Regions from separate parts of the Homo sapiens genome. Here regions 2 and 3 are each linked to region 1. A link is a contact called in ENCODE Hi-C or POLR2A ChIA-PET data. All regions are on one chromosome and are shown on one strand. The core of a region is the stretch at or near the end of the contact, and the rest is flanking DNA. Distances in the headings are between cores, read along the strand shown. Region 1 holds the start of MELTF (melanotransferrin). Region 2 holds the start of LINC02012 (long intergenic non-protein coding RNA 2012). Region 3 has its middle 56 kb from the start of DLG1.

Region 1 (3,193 bases), core at 1-2,500:
CACCTTCTGTGTTGAAAGTAAACCCCCTTGTAGAGAGCCTGAGACACCCACATCCTCAGTGGACTTCTGCTTATGCCTCAGGATCTGACCGGGTCAGAGTCCCCGAGAGCTCCCAGGCTAGGGGCCCAGAGGAAGGGGTGCTGGAGCCCCTTGGGGCCGATGACTTTCAGGCCTGAGCTCCTCTGCCATTCACCCTGCCCCAGCCAGCACTGCCAGAGGCCTGTGCAGGAGGGAGGGAAACGCATGACTCCGCCCGAAACCAGGTCACCCTCCCGTGGCAGCCCCACCAGCCCAAGGGCCGAGACTGAAGCTTCCGCCACAGCCCTCCCCTCCCCACTCCTGGCGGAGGCCTGGGAAGTCGAACTGCCCTCCCCTCCGCAGCGCTCCAAGCCCCCCACCACCCAGGCGGGAAACTGCAAAGTTCAGACGGGGCGGGGGTGGCGGTGGCTTCATCGTTTGCATTGATGAGTGCGTCGCCTGCGGCCACAGCGGTGCCACGAACTCCATCCCCTCGGCGGTCGCCGCCCGCGATCCCCGCGAGCCGCTCCCCGAGGTCCCGCCTCCCGTCCCACCATCCCGGGCCCTGACTCCCCGGGGCGCCGACGCGAGGGGACCCGGCCTCCGTCTCCACCTCCATCCCTGCATGTGCCAGAAACCCCCGGGCGGACTCCCGCGCCTGCCGGTCAGTCCCTCTGAATCTTCTCCCGCGGGGGCTCGGGAGAAAGAGCTGCTCCGAGCCCCCAAAGTCTTCCTGAGTTCCTGCGCCCGTCGGGAGGGGCCGCCCTCCGGGAGCTCCTCTCCACACCCCGAGGCCTCCCCACCACGCCTCAGCCCGCGCTTCTCCTTGGAGCGTCGGAAGCCTCGGGTGTTCGAGGCCGCCTCCTCCAAGAAGCCTTCCAGACTTCCCCGTCTGCGCTTCAGTGCTAGTTCCCTCCGCCGTCCTCACTCGACCCCGAGCCCCTGCCTCCCCCGTCTCACTGCCCCGGAGCCGCAGGCTCAGGCACATTTCCAGCCCCGGGACCTGCTCAGCCGGGCCGCGGCGCCCCGGGACCCCCGCCCGCCTTTGGCTCTCACAGCGGGGCCTCACCGGTGCGCAGAGCCAGGAGCAGCCACAGAGCCCCGCTCGGACCCCGCATGGCGCCGTCGGGGCTGGCTGGGGCCGGGCTGGGGCTGGGTCCGGGTCCGAGGAGGTCCGCAGCAGCCGGGCTTCCTCCCTGCTCCCCCTCGCGCTGGCCCGAGCTCCTTAAGTGCGGCCGCGAGTTCCCGGGCGGAATCCACGCCCCTGGGGCGCAGGTCACCTCCCGCCGACCCCGGACCCCGCCCCTGGGCGGCCCCGGCGCGCCCCCTGCTGGAGGCCTCCCGCTCGGGCCCGGGCGCCGCTGCTCGGGGCTCTCGCCTCAGCCTCCTACCCCGCGTTCCAGGGTATCCTCCCCTCCTCGCGCCCTAGAAAGACTCCAGATACCGTGTCTAACTGGAGAGAGAAAAGCTCAGACGTGGAAGGAAGGAGAGGTCAGAATCCCAGAGTCGGGGCTGGAGGGCAGCTGGAGGATGATCTCATTCACGCAGCAGCTCCCTCCCAGCACAGCTGCACAGAGGATCTGGGATACGGGGGAGCCCAGGCCGAGCGCCCTGGCGAGGGGGGAGCCGGGCAGGGGCATCTCGGCCACAGCTGCACAGAGGATCTGGGATACGGGGGAGCCCAGGCCGAGCGCCCTGGCGAGGGGGGAGCCGGGCAGGGGCATCTCGGCCACAGCTGCACAGAGGATCTGGGATACGGGGGAGCCCAGGCCGAGCGCCCTGGCGAGGGGGGAGCCGGGCAGGGGCATCTCGGCCACAGCTGCACAGAGGATCTGGGATACGGGGGAGCCCAGGCCGAGCGCCCTGGCGAGGGGGGAGCCGGGCAGGGGCATCTCGGCCTAGCCGACTGCCTCTCCTCGGGCCTAGAGACGGGAGGTGACTTGCCCGAGTCAGGCATCCAGTCAGTGGCAGAGCCAGCTGATTGGAAGGTGAGAAGAGGACCAGAGAGGAATTGGAGGAAGCGGAAAAGGAGAAACAGGCGGAGAAGGGGAGGAAGAGAGTGAAGAAGGTGAGGGAGGAAAGGGTGGGTTGACCGTATTTCTAGGACAGTGGTTCTCAGTGTGGTCCCTAGGCCAGCAACGTGAGCATCACCCTGGAACTTGCTGGAAATGCAAGTGCTCAGGCCCCACCTCCGACCCACTGGATCGACAGCTCTGGGGGCGGGGCCCACAATCTGTTTTTATTTCGGGGCACAGCAAATGTTGAGAACCACTGTCGCAGGCGGGCAAAAGCGGCACTCCCCATGTGGTTGGGGATGCGGGGAATGAACTGAAGACATTGTTAGTCACCTGCCTCCATTTAGGCCTCACCTTTATGTCATCAGCCCCTCTGAGACTCAGAAATGATGTCTCTCTCTGACATGGGTAAGTACAACAGTGAGAGAGAAGACATCCCTCTGAGTTTGTCTGTCCTTGAGCTTGCTCTGCGCCCTGGGGAAGGAAGGCCTCCCTCCTATGGGGCCATGAAGCTACTGCTTATCACACACTGGATCAGGGGAAGGAACATGGGCTGGGCTTCAGGAGACTCGAGCTCTACTTTTTAAAAACCAGCGACTTACAGACCCTGGGCGAGTTCGTCGCCCTCTCTGGGCTTGTTCCCCACATGTAAAAGGTAGGTCATGATGGCCGTGACGTGCCATACTTTCCGTCTCCTGTCTGCTCTGGAGGACTTGTGCTGTGGAAGCTGTTTCTCCATCCCCCCAGATGGATCCCTTCTTCCTAGTTTGCACAAAGGTGCCGAATGGACTAGCAGGCAGCCTTGCTAGAGGGGCTGATGGCTTGTCCTAAGAAGATGGAATAAATAGAAGAGTCCTTAACAAGCCTCGTTCTCCTGACCACGAGGATAGAAAGGCTCAGTTGGCACACTCCAGGAGCCACCAGATGACTGGCAGGATCTGTTTGATGACTAAGTCCTTCCTTTGGCAAAACTCCACGTGACGCTGATAGGGAGTGAGAACAACCATAACCTAAGAGGTTTGCTGGGCTCTTTCACAATGAAGTTCTTCCCTTATCTCTTGGGTGTCATTCAGCTGTGACTCATCAGTGAACTTGCTGCCTCTGGGTTCTCAGGGATTCTACATCGGGCCCGTTGGCCCAGGGTTGGCATGAACGCGCAT
Region 2 (3,193 bases), core at 694-3,193, 480 kb after region 1:
GGGTTGTGGGGGTCCTGGCAGCCTGTCCCAGCCCTGGTCCCTTGCTCAACAGCTGCCCACCCCGTGCCTCCGAATGCGCCACTCGCAAGTCACCCTTCCTTAGTGCCCGCACACACCAGAGAGGCCTCATATACTGTGGGGTTGTTTCATCTCCCCCAGAGCACCAGAGCCCCTCAGCCCTCTTGCTCTGTCTCTTTGAGCAGAAATCATCACTAACTTCTCAAGCACGGCGCTCATATAACCCTCAAGCCCTTTGAGGGCAGCTCCAGAATCCAGCTCTGCCTGCTTGGTCTTTGAATTCCTAGAGCCTGCTCTCGGGAATGGCCTTGACAGAGCCGACTTCCCGCTGGAAGGATACTGGGGGCTCCTCCAGCACATTCTCTCACAGGGGGCAGCACTTAGAGCCCAAAACGGGAAGGGAAGGAGGGTCTGGCTCGAGTGGCAGGACCCCATGGTTGCTACTGTGCGTAGGCTGAGAGTCTCCTCGCTGTTACGTAACTGAGGACTTCTTCCCTCCCTATTTTAGATCCTGCTGCCATCTGCCCTGATTTTCCGCATCACCAGCTCTGGGCTGGAGGTTAGATCTGGCTGGACACCCAGCTCTACCCCTCACTTGGTGACAGACTTGGGAAAGCCTGTTTCTGCAAAATAAGATAACCCCACCCTGCCTATCCTGCCTGGGTTGCTGTGAGAATCAGGTGAGAGGAAGCTGTGGTGGCTGGGTAGCAGGACCTGCACTTGGCCCCTGTGCCTGGTTGCTGTCTGGCCAACCCAACCTGGGGCTGCCTGAGCCAGGGGAGCCTCTGCTTGCTCATGTCGGCTCCTATATCAACACAGTTTGCACAGGTTTGCAGAGCCAGGCCCTGTTCGAAATACAGGCAGTGAACAGACCTCACAAATGGGGAGTCTTTGTCAGACCCCCTGCCATGGGTGGCAAGGGTGCAGACCTAGCAGCTTGTGACAGGCGGGGCCAGGCTGGCTGTCACCTGCTCACACAGCCTCTTGGCCCCGGGTGGAATGCTAAGCACAGCAGGTGCTCTGTAACAAGGCACTGTCAGGCGCATCTTGCAAGAAGCCCTTGCCCAGCCTCCAACCATCAGGGGATGGGTTTGTGCTGGCTGGAGTCACCAGACCATAGGTCCGCACAGGCAAAGGCCTCCTTCCTACTTACTCTGACAAGAAGGAGCGGCTCTCTGCCAGCAGACAAGCAGTGAGGGTCTAGGTGCCTGGTGACCCCAACTGGCTTTGCTTCCAGGGCTGTTGCGAGCCACAGTGTTATGTGATAGTGAAGAGTGCCACTCAGGAGACTTTTGTTCTGGCCCTGGTCCTGCCGTGGATTTACTGTGACACTGAGTGAGTCACTTTCCTTCTTTGGGCCTCAGTTATGTCATCTATAAAATGGGAATATACACCTGTTTTGTCCTCTCACTCTTTTTTTGTTTTGTTGTTGTTGTTTTGTTTTTTGAGACAGAGCCTCACTCTGTTGCCCAGGCTGGAGTGCAGTGGCATGATCTCGGCTCACTACAACCTCTGCCTCTGGGTTCAGTCGATTCTCCCTGCCTCACCCTCCCGAGTAGCTGGGGTTACAGGCGCCCACCACCACGCCTGGCTAATTTTTGTGCTTTTAGTAGAGACAGGGTTTCACCACGTTGGCCAGGCTGGTCTTGAACTCCTGACCTCAGGCGATCCGACCGCCTGGGCCTCCCAAAATGCTGGGATGACAGGTGTGAGCCACCGCGCCCGGCCACGCACTCTGGTAAAGACGAAAACTACGTCCTGCGCCCCGGTAGGTTCTAAGCTGCCGGAAAGTGAATGGTGAATATGAGGTTTGAGTTAGCACTGGAGTTATTTGGAGGGATGGTAGCCTGGGCTTTTCAATCACTGGAAACGATTAAAAGCCAGAACAACCTGCACAGGCCGGCCCAGCAGTTCTAGCTTACTCAGAAGATCCCAGTAGACGCACATGCAGCTTCTCTGACGTTCGGGTCTGCTGATGGGGACCCAGAGTATGTGGCCCTCCTTCCTCTAGTTCCCAGGCAGGGACGCACACGTGCAACTCCAAGGCTCCATCTATTTTCCTTTAATAAACTTCAGCACGGACACAAATTCGCCCAACATGTAAAAGTGCAATTCCGAAAGGATCCTGCTAGAACAAGGTCCACGGTACAAAAGCATCCTATGGTTATGTAACTGCAGCGGCCACCAAGCGTCCCCCTCTGGGCTCTGGAGGGTTTCGGCCCTGCCTGCCTCCCCCCCTCCTCCTGGGGCAGCTGGGACAGGGGACCCCTGTTTGAAGACAGCGGGGACAACGGCCCGGGAGGCAGCTGAATTGCCCATTGTGAGGCCCTTCTTCCTTGGCACTGCCTGAACCCCGTAGCCCACTCCGGCTGCCCGGGCTCTTCTGCCTTCTCCTGGCACCAGCCTCCGGGCCCGGGCCAGCTGCTAGGAGAGCGAGAACACTGTTTCTGAAGGGTGCTGCTTGCTTCTTTGTTCCCGGTTTCCGAAGCGCGAATCCCGAACGCCGTGAGAAACCTCAGGCTCGGGCGGCAGCGCGGGAGTCTGGGGCGCTGGAGGCCGGCGCCGGCTGCGGAGGAGGAGCGCCCTCTAGCGGCAGGTCCGCCCAGGGAGAGGCGGAAACGCGGAGTCTGATTCGAAGGCGGGCACTGGGGACCCTGCCCCGGGCCGAAAGCCCCCTGGAGGACAGTGGTGTTTGGCTTCGGTCCCAACATACAGGCCCTGGGCAGTCGCAGGGATGGCAGCTTTCAAACTGAAACCCAAGAAGTGATCATGCAGACCCTGCCTCAAGTGGCATCACTTCTTAATTGAAAAGAGGCCGAGGCGAGGCGGGAATGAAGGCCACGCTGAAGCCCTGCAGAACAGGGGTGTGTGTGTGTGTGTGTGTGTGTGTGTGTGTGTGTGTGTGTGTGTGTGTGTGTGTGTGTGTGTGTGTGTGTACATGTGTGTAAGGTGTGTGTGTGTGTGTGTGTGTGTGTGTGTGTGTACATGTGTGTAAGCACCACGTGAGGCAAGCAGGGACCCCAAATCCACTGCTAGGGGAGATGCCACAGTGCCCTGCCATGGCACCACTGCTCGTGCCAAGCCTGCCCCATCGACACCGGCCCCACCCAAGGCAAAACCAAGCAGACCCAAACCAGTAACAACTTATCCCCTTAGCCAGAGAGCACCTCCACAC
Region 3 (3,193 bases), core at 236-2,735, 330 kb after region 1:
ACAGGGAGGCGAGCAGGCTGGCTGGGAGCCTGGCAGTCCTAAGTTCTTATCTTAGCTCTTCTACTCACTAACTGTAACTTCGGGCAAGTTAACCTCTATGAGCCTCAGTTTCTTCATCTGTAAAATGGGGAGGTGACTGTTAGAGTTTTTGGTAGGATGGACTAAGCAGATACATGAAGAGTGGCTGGCAGGACCCCTGATTCAAGAGAAATGGCCGTGATTATGACTCTGATTCATATTGTATTGGTTGCTAGGTGGCTATTTTGTGGGGAGAGGGTGTAACTTGATCACAGGTATGTACGGCCAGAAGCACTGGCTCCAGCTGTCCTTTCAAAAGCTCTCAGGTTATGGAGTCGTACATTGTTCTACTTACTGTATCCTCATTAATTCTTGATCCATCCCTCAGCCCTTCTTCCCACTCACTTAGATAAAGCAGAGACCTGTGGTTTTCCTGCTGGCATTTTGTTCAGACACTGGTTTCTGAAGGTCTTTCCTGCCACTTGGAAGGATGGAGGAATACAAGGACTGAGAATGTTTGACTCCTTGGAGGGAGACACAGGGTTTCACGGGATTAGCTGACACAGCATGTAATCACCTTTCTGCTGCTCCCTAAGGCGGGGGGTGGGGGGTCTATTACTGTTGCTTCTTAAGTAAGCTTAGATGGAGCCTGGCTTCGCAGGCCCAGAATCCACTGCTGGACACTTTCCCTCCCTGGCCATGGCTTCTTGTGGCCAGAGGGGAATTCCCAGCAAAACTGTTGAGCCAACCTGGCACATGGACCCAGCCTAGCAGTCCACCCTACTCTGTTCTGTGGAGTCCGGGGAGGGTCTTGTTCTTGCTGGACATTTCCCCTGGGCACTTTATTCAAGAATGAAGGAACGAGAGACAGAGAGCTGAGTCTGAGAGGCAGAGAGAATCAAAGAGACAGAGACTGAAAGAGACATGCACACAGACAGAAAGAGACAGCGGTACAGAGAGAAACTAAGAGGCAGTCTGAGAGACAAGGAGACAGAGACAAGGAGACGACGACTGAAGGAGAGACACACAGAGAGACAGGGGGACAGACAGACGTGTGGGCAGAGGGAGCAAGCGAGAGACAGAGAGAGCAGAGTGTTAAAGGGACAGAAAGAAACAGAGAGAGACTGAAAGCAGAGAAAGAGAGACAGAGAGAAACAAACACACAGTGAGACAGAAACAGACACACACAGACAGGACAGAGAAGTAAACATAGAGGAATACACAGGCAGGCATGCAGAGAGATGGAGACGAAATCACACAGAGGCAGAGCTATAGACGGAGAGACGAGACACATTCAGAGAGAGAAAAAGCAAAGAGTTTCGGGGGAGATGAGGCTAAAGAGAAATGCCGGACTTGGCGGGAGACAGGACAAAGCAGTGGCTCAGCTGGGGACACGCACCGTTTGCACCAGAAGTCTTCACGCTCAAGTAGTTTCTTAGCTCTCAGCAGACAGCTGAGGATCGTCTCCAGACGACACGCTTCGGGAAGTGGGCCGGGCAGACTTACAGGGACAGCTGGGCTTCAGCTGTGGTTTACGGCGGCCAGCCTTTTAATCCAGGGCCAGGCCCGCAGGCAAGCTGGGGAGCTCAAGAGGCTCCCCCCGTAGCTCCCCGCTCCCAGGACCACGATAGGGACCCTGTGGGTCCTGTGGCCAGGGCAGACCCAGTTGAGGGGGAGGAGTATCCAAGCGCAGATACTCAGCCTGCAGGAGGCCTGGGGTCTGCAATCCACGGCAGCCCACACAGCCTTGGCTGTGGATGTAGGCCTCTGCTGTCATTTCAGGAATATGGGGAGCAGCCAGCCCCATTTCCTAAGCAACACCCCTGTCCTCACCACTCGCATGCCCACATACACACACGCACTTTCTAGTCTGCTGGGGGAATGGCTCCTTTTAGGCAGAGAGGGCTTAGTAACTGGAGTCAGCCATCGTAGAATCTCTGTTTCCCAACACAGCAGGAAAGTCAGGTGGAGAAATGTTCACCTGAGAAATCCTATCTGGTGTTCAGCGTGGTACTTCTGAAGGCCTGCAGAGGTGTGGGCTCTAAGCAGGAGAGTCAACCTTAAACTCCTAAGATGCGAGGGGCCCTGAGCCCGGAGCCTCGGCCTTGCTCCTGGCTCCTCCTGGCTCCCTGGCCTGTTCCGTGTTCTCCAAGTGCCTGCCTGTTTCTCTCTATGTTCTGATGACTGCTAAGGCTACCCTTCCTCCATCCTTGCTCTGCATCACTCACGGCATTTGCCCACTCGTACCCCAAGACATTGCAGGAGCTTGTCGTTGTCATTTCCCCTGGGACCTACCGAGGGTCACCAACTCTCTTGCTGACCAGACCTAGAGCCCAAGAGAGGCATCAAGCCTTGCCCTGAGATAGGATGTACTACCATCTCTCTGTTGAAAAGGGAGGTGATATCTAAAAAATGCTGCCCTTTTGACCCTGGGACCTCACAGTAGACATTACAATACAAACAAAGCCATTGGAGAAATCAAAGCTCATCCTTGGATAAGGAAACTGGGTCTGGATAATCTTGCAAGATAATTGCATTCCTGTGCCTGTCCTCTCTGCCCACAAGAGTCAACATGGGGCCAGGTGTTGCCTCATGCCTGGAATCCCAGCACTTTGGGAGGCTGAGGCAGGCGGATCACCTGAGGTCAAGAGTTTGAGACAAGCCTGGCCAACATGGTGAAACCCTGTCTCTACTAAAAATACAAAAAAAATATAGCCAGTTGTGGTGGCAGGTGCCTGTAATTTCAGCTACTCAGGAGGCTGAGGCAGGAGAGTCACTTGAACCCGGGAGGTGGAGGTTGTAGTGAGCTGAGATCGCACCACTGCACCCCAGCCTGAGCAACAAGAGGGAGACTCTGTCTCAAAAAAAAAAAAAAAGACTCCACAAGGTCCAAAGGAGCTCACTGTTGTCAGTTCACCCAAGTGTGAGCCCTGTGTGGAACCAGGGTGTAGCATGACGGCTGGATCAGTTCACCCAAGTGTGAGCCCTGTGTGGAACCAGGGTGTAGCGTGACGGCTGGATCAGTTCACCCAAGTGTGAGCCCTGTGTGGAACCAGGGTGTAGCGTGACGGCTGGATCAAGTGCAGAGTGTGGGGACCGGTCAGAGAGCTGGCACTGAGTGAGTCTTTGTCAGCAGGTTGGCGTGGAGCCCTCCTTGATTCTAACAGTCTCACTT

What was found. A loop is a pair of places that touch in the nucleus more often than their neighbours do. ChIA-PET counts read pairs that join two places held with the same protein, here RNA polymerase II (POLR2A). Pooled maps may share reads with other maps.
Region 2: a map of endometrial microvascular endothelial cells shows a loop between it and region 1 (9-fold over the local background). The contact joins the promoter of LINC02012 here to the promoter of MELTF in region 1. A Hi-C loop is called at or near these places in 1 of 168 maps with a recorded cell type or tissue (endometrial microvascular endothelial cells), 3 of 37 single-sample maps with no recorded cell type and 6 of 50 pooled maps.
Region 3: a map of cardiac septum shows a loop between it and region 1 (5-fold over the local background). The contact joins the enhancer-like site here to the promoter of MELTF in region 1. A Hi-C loop is called at or near these places in 1 of 168 maps with a recorded cell type or tissue (cardiac septum). POLR2A ChIA-PET finds 5 or more read pairs at or near these places in 1 of 52 experiments (PC-9).

What each region holds. Positions count from the first base shown.
Region 1 is chr3:197,028,567-197,031,759 of GRCh38, forward strand. It overlaps MELTF (melanotransferrin), which reads right to left and starts at 1,251. Exons shown (of 16, transcript NM_005929.6): 1 at 1,088-1,251. The coding sequence starts at 1,136. RefSeq lists silencers at 514-693, 884-933, 984-1,473 and enhancers at 1,007-1,643, 1,644-2,280, 2,668-3,193, 2,972-3,193.
Region 2 is chr3:197,507,718-197,510,910 of GRCh38, forward strand. LINC02012 (long intergenic non-protein coding RNA 2012) reads right to left here and starts at 1,944. Exons shown (of 1, transcript NR_145451.1): 1 at 1-1,944. BDH1 (3-hydroxybutyrate dehydrogenase 1) reads right to left here. Exons shown (of 8, transcript NM_203314.3): 8 at 2,066-3,193. RefSeq lists a silencer at 481-775.
Region 3 is chr3:197,353,371-197,356,563 of GRCh38, forward strand. No RefSeq gene overlaps it. Among named protein-coding and RNA genes, the nearest start is that of DLG1, 56 kb to the left of the region's middle. Within about 2 kb of position 1,486, at least 18 of the 41 ENCODE cell types and tissues checked have a DNase peak (open chromatin) inside an H3K27ac peak, as active enhancers do.